Regions from separate parts of the Homo sapiens genome. Here region 1 is linked to region 2. The links are chromatin loops, found by intact Hi-C in ENCODE. Cell type or tissue: A673. All regions are shown on one strand. Links, peaks and the distances in the headings refer to the core of each region. The heading gives the core; the rest is flanking DNA. Region 1 overlaps IPCEF1 (interaction protein for cytohesin exchange factors 1). Region 2 overlaps IPCEF1 (interaction protein for cytohesin exchange factors 1).

What was found. A loop is a pair of places that touch in the nucleus more often than their neighbours do. Peaks named below come from ENCODE experiments on the same cell type or tissue, not always from the same donor. Only the 100,000 strongest peaks of a DNase experiment are listed, where the experiment ranks them.
Region 1: a loop joins it to region 2, with 4 times the contacts of the local background. A loop is called at or near these places in 11 of 110 quality-filtered maps.

Annotation. Positions count from the first base shown.
Region 1 is chr6:154,342,803-154,345,714 of GRCh38, reverse strand. The region is part of intron 1 of IPCEF1 (interaction protein for cytohesin exchange factors 1); the gene reads left to right. Among named protein-coding and RNA genes, the nearest start is that of IPCEF1, 13 kb to the left of the region's middle. RefSeq lists an enhancer at 2,483-2,912. In A673, for the core only: a CTCF peak has its summit at 1,555; a DNase peak (open chromatin) is centred at 1,644.
Region 2 is chr6:154,154,967-154,157,878 of GRCh38, reverse strand. It overlaps IPCEF1 (interaction protein for cytohesin exchange factors 1), which reads left to right. Exons shown (of 12, transcript NM_001130700.2): 12 at 1-2,912. It also overlaps a transcript of OPRM1 not described here. Among named protein-coding and RNA genes, the nearest start is that of OPRM1, 120 kb to the right of the region's middle. In A673, for the core only: a CTCF peak has its summit at 1,659; a DNase peak (open chromatin) is centred at 1,638.

The DNA of each region.
Region 1 (2,912 bases), core at 275-2,774, 190 kb before region 2:
TGACCATAGGAAAGCTCAGATATTCAGAATTATTAAATACTGTGAAGAATTGACAAATCTAACACGTTTTCAACCAAAAAATGATGAGCAGTCACGTAAAACAAAAGAAAGCAGAAGTTAATGAAAGAACAAAAAGTGGTTGAGGCATGGTTTGGGAGGTGTCATAGCAGGTGGCAGCAGCTCTCTTTTGGAAAGTGGATTATTCTTAATTGGCTTGTATTTTTTTGCGATCTTATATTGGTGCTTCGTGGTCCTGGAGACTAGTAGGGCTCTGATCGCCATGTGATTTTAAGCTTGTCAATATCATCACACACACAAAATTTCTGAGTTTTCTGACTGTAAGAAAGATAATGTCTTAAGCCTAGAATTTCTGTTCAGTCCCCTGAGACATTCATCCCTATTCAGCAAATATTTGTGTAAATTTTCTCTGTATTAGGCATTGTGAAGAATATAAAATAAGTATTAGAAAATAATAGTTACTACAAATATCTTACTAATTTACAGTGACAACAAAACACACACATGAAACATTAAACAAAAGAACCGACTGGATACGGTGGCTCATGCCTGTAATCCCAGCACTTTGGGAGGCCAAGGCGGGTGGATCACCTGTGGTCAGGAGTTTGAGACCAGCCTGGGCAACATGTTGAAACCCTGTCTCTACAAAATGTATTAAAATTAGCTGGGTGTGATGGCGTGCACTTGTGGTCCCAGCTACATGGGAGGCTGAGGATGGAGGATCCCTTGAACCCAGGAAGAGGAGATTGTGCCACTGCACACCAACCTGGGTGACAGAGTGAAACCCTATCTCCAAAAAGAACAACAACAACAAAAGACCCAAAGTGACATGTGATTGTCATGGTAAACAGTGTAGAGAATAAGTATGCTAAAAGTTAGAGAGAGCATGATCCAGGAGCCTGTAATGGTGGAGAAAAAAGTTGAATAATAACTTCTGTTCTGTTGAGAAAAAAAGGGCAAAGTTTCAGGTTGGGGGAGAAGAGAGGGATGACCATGAAAGTCAGTAGGAAAATGCAGGCTCAGAGCTCTCCCCTGGCGCCATCTGTGATGGTAGTTGGTATTCGTGCTCCGGCATATTGAGCACTCCTATACCGGGAAGAATCCTGGACCACAGGAGGGAAGATCTTTATGCTGCCAGTTGCTAAACCTGTGAACATGGGGTTGTTTTCTTCATGTCTTAGTTTCTCCATTTGTGAAACGGGGAGCCTCATATCTTTACATGCCCCAAAGTCACTGGGGTTTCTATAAGATAATGTGTGTGAATGAGATTTTTCAGTTGAAAAACAGGATGTAAGTATCTTTGGTGATAATGATTTACTGGATATACAGATGGAAGAAAAGCACAAAACCAGGACATGAAAGGACAGTGAAGTAGTCATGATATGGCTCCGACGAGTGGAGGAACACCAGGGATCTTGACTCATGTGAATTAGATAAAACGACACGGACACACGTGGAGTGGTTTTAAGGAGCAGATGATTTAATAGGCAAGAGAAAAGGGAGAAGAAAGAAAGAAGCAGTTCCCCTGTACACAGACAGAGGGAGAGGTGCTCCAAAACTGAGAGAGGAGACTCGGAGTGTGGTGGATACCAGCCAGTTTTATGAGGAGGCTAGAGGAGGAGGTGTCTGATTTGCATAGGGCTCAGGGGATTGGTTTGACTAGGCATGTCATTCACGTAGCCTGCACAAAAACTGGCCCTCCCACCTTAGTCTTTTAATATGCAAATGCAGGGCGCCTTGATGTTCTACACACGTGGGGATATGTGAGGTCGGCCATGCTGCCAGGCACACCACGGGGCAAGGGCAAGAGGACATGTGGGAATCTCCATGTTGGGTGGACCCAGTTTCTAATGGCCTGCATTTGCATATCAAAGGTTGCCAGCCCAGTTCTAAGAGCCGGGCTTTCCTGTTAGACAAGAAACGTTTCTGGAGCTGCTTTAAAAGGGACGAAAACTTTCCAAGGACCTCTTTTCCTCTCTATCTGCCTAAAATAATTTCTCAACAACACCTACAGCAGTCACAGCACACCTGGGTCAATGTGAGTAATTTTAGAGACAGAGTGAGTGCATAATTGGGTCAGATTGGCGGAGGAAAGAAGGCTGGTTGATAGGTTGAGGCCACTGAGACTTCTCTGATCAACATGGAGAAATGGTGGGAAGTGAGGCGACTTGGGGAGGAAAAGCTTTCCCAGGGAAGTGGAGCATTTTGGAAGTTTGATGATAGGGAGAGTTTTCATACACTTGTATTGCACCTAATAAAATGGCACTTTCCTGAGTTTTGTAGGCAAAGCATGATGTTAAATCTTTTAACATCTTCTTTCCACTAATTGAATAGGAGGAAAAGGAAATTTCTTCTTTTTCTTCTTATTTCACTTATTTCCCTTTTGTAGCCCTAGAAGCACATGACATAATGCTCAACAAAAAGATGCAGTGGCTTTGAGAAAATATTATGATAACCGAAATGAGTGACTGAGGGAAAGGGCTCAATGAATTGAGGCTTATTAGGCCAGCTTTAGGGCGTTTCTGGGAAAAACTCGAGCCACAGACACACCTGTGGCTGTTTTCTCTATCTCTCTCTCTCTTTTATAGCGTCTGGCTCTTTTGCCGAGGCTGGAGTGCAGTGGTGGTATCTCAGCTCACTGCAGCCTTCAGCTCCTGGGCTCAAGTGATCCTCCTGCCTCAGCCTCCTGAGTAGCTGGGACTACAGGCCCATGTGACCAAGCCTTACTAGTTTTCTTGTGTATTTTCTGTAGAGACAGGGTCTTGCCGTATGCCCAGGCTGGTCTTAAACTCCTGGACTCAGGTGATCCACTGGCCTCAGCCTCCCAAAGTGCTGGGATTACAGGCATAAGCCACCATACTCAGCCTTGCAGCTGTTTTTCTGAAGAGATATTT
Region 2 (2,912 bases), core at 248-2,747:
TGGTTTAGGAAAGCAGTGCTTTAACCTTTTGCCCCTGGAAATTACTGATTCTTTCTGTGATTAGCAGATACCAGAAGGGAAATTATTTAGGATTGGCAATGTAAAGAGTATTGAAGGAACAACAAATAACAATAGCAGAAATAACAGTGTGACATAAAGTGCCCTTCCACCTATTTTTCTTTGGTTTGCAACACCAGCCTGTAGACTTCCAGTTTTTCTTAAATTGAAGAGCTCCAGACACTTTTGAGCAGGGTTTGTGAATAGCTTTGAATGCTTTCCTTTGGCTTTTCGTGAAGACATATTTCCCCAGCCTTTCAACTGTAAACTCCTTTAGTACCATTGAAACTTAAGGCAAAAAAGATCCCTGGGATTACTTAGCCAAGGCTTAAATTTATTTTTCAAAGTCAAGAACATTAGCCTAGAAGTTTTTGCTTTGCTAGTTAAAGCTTACTTTGCAGAGCTTCCCAAAGTGAAAGGGAAACTGAACTTCACAATTTTGCACCTGGCTTTCTGGAGCCCCATTGCCTGCTCATTCGTGTTTTTCCCCCTGTAAATTATTTTGCTTTTGACCAGGTTGTGCTAGAAAGTAGGGCTGCTTCTGTGAGTTCTCAGCCTAGGCTGTGGCCACTAAGACGTGGGTGGGGGGATAGACAGGAGTGAGAGGGAGAGTGGGTGACACTTTCCGTGACACTTAATGTAGGAAGACATGGGCTTCTCTCTCTTGGCCTCAAGCCACTTTTCTGGTCCAAAGAATATTGGGAAAACTGGATTACTTTCAGTATATTTCTTGAGACCGGGTCATCTCTGAAATGCATTTGGGGTAGTTTCCTGGGGTCCAAGGGCCAATTCCTATACCCAGTCCTGCAGTGTCTGTGAGCTGTGGAATGAGAGAGAAAACCATGGCTGCTCAGGAAGGAAGTGGAGAATCTCTCAGCACACGTAGATCCAAATCTGTGGCACCTGCTAAAGATTAGGATTTGGAGAGGACTCCTCTTTGGGGTTGTGAAGAGGACCTTTTCCCTCTGTTGTTAGCCTGTAGATCCAGAACGGAGCCTGATGTGATGCCTTCACTGGTTGATATATTGCAAATAGACACTCTGAGCCCTGCATTGCAAGGGCGTCTTTTGCTTTAAAGAATTCTTAGTTTTGCCACAACAGCTCAAATCTCAGAATAGGATCAAAGGCCTAGAAAGACTCCTAAAGTATAGGATTACAAAGACTCCAGGAAGCGTAAGAAAGAGATTGTGTTTGGAGTCAGATTTCAATGTGAAACCCATGCCTTACATTTACACAGCACTTTGTAGTTTGCAAATTGGTGTGTTTTCAGCCCCCTCCCGCTGCCCCATGCTCTGAGATGATTGTGGATTATTACAGTGAAGTGCCTGGCCCGGAGCCCCCAGTGATGAAGCAGGAACTTGAGTCTCAGGACTCCCAGCGGCTCTCTGCCCATTTCCTCCTCTCCGCCCCCCACCTCGCTTCACCTGTTACCTTGTGAAGTTGCTGTTGGCACATAGCCCACTAGGAAACCAAGAAGTTTGACTGGGAGCGTGTGTTTCATTGCACTGGGCTTAGCATACGGCTGGCCCTGGTGGCTGTTTGGCTAAATTCTCCATTTGAAACCTAAAGGGCCCTCTCTGTGCTTGAGCACAGTCTCCTCCTAGTGGTCCTGCCTCAACCTGCTGGCGGGCTGTCTATGGATTGGGGTTTCACCTAATCATGCTGTGTTTCCTTTCTTTTCTTTCTGTACATTAGACTACTTGGGAGGTGCTGTGTGATCCTTGGATGAAAAACATATATTTAAAGAAATGGAGAGTGTTTATTTTGTTTGCTTTTTGAGGCATGTGCTGTCAAATGTTAGAGACCAAACTTAGTGATTAGAGGTTGGTCCTTTGACCTTCTTCTCTTAATTGCTTTTCATGTAATCATGATAATTTACTCAGGTAGCACTCCAGTCACAAACAATGTCACAGAGATGAAACAGATTCAAAGAAAAAATATTTTTAAGTCTTTTGAAAAGAAGTGCTATTCAAATTTAAGACATGTTTAAATTCATAGGTACATTATCTCTTAGTAAGAAATACTTTTTTTTTTCTTTTTTTAGACAGAGTCTTGCTCTGTTGCCCAGGCTGGAGTGCAGTGGCACGATTTTAGCTCACTGCAACCTCTGCCTCCCTGGTTGAAGTGATTCTCCTGCCTCAGCCTCCCGAGTAGCTGGGACTACGCCCGGCTAATTTTTATATTTTTAGTAGAGACCGGGGTTTACCATGTTGCCCAGGCTGGTTTCAAACTCCTGACCTCAGGTGATCTGCCTGCCTCTGCCTCCCAGAGTGCTGGGATTACAGGTGTGAGCCACCACACCTGGCCGAAAGACAGTATTTTGATATAGCCACATACATGATTTAATGAGTAATGTTAAGTACAGAAAAGCTGCCATATCCACATAGTTTTAGGGGGCATTTCTTCTTCAGTCTAACAAGAATATGATATCCAATTGTGGTTTTCCAATTTATTTCTCTTCCAATTTCTTTTGTATACCTCACAGGAGAAATTGAATCCTAGAACTGGGAGATGACTGCCCTGCCCAGGGTTTTGTAATACATAATTGAAAATAAAAGTCCCTGAAACTAAATGTTTGCAGCCTGTATGAAATGGACTGTGGAAGGGGGATAATTTCTCTCCTCACAGAAAGCCACTCGTCTCCTTGAATGAGGCATTGAGCAGACACACGTTTCTCTGTGTCGTGGGGCAGGAAGCAATTCCCTTGCCTCTTCAGCACATCTCAGTTCTTTCCCACATGACCCCAGAACCACATAGAAAACATTGAAAATAATGGATTCTTCATTGTATTTGAATTTTTTTTTTTTAACCTTTAGCCCAAAAGGGAAGTGTGCCTCGTGGAAAGAGCAAATGCC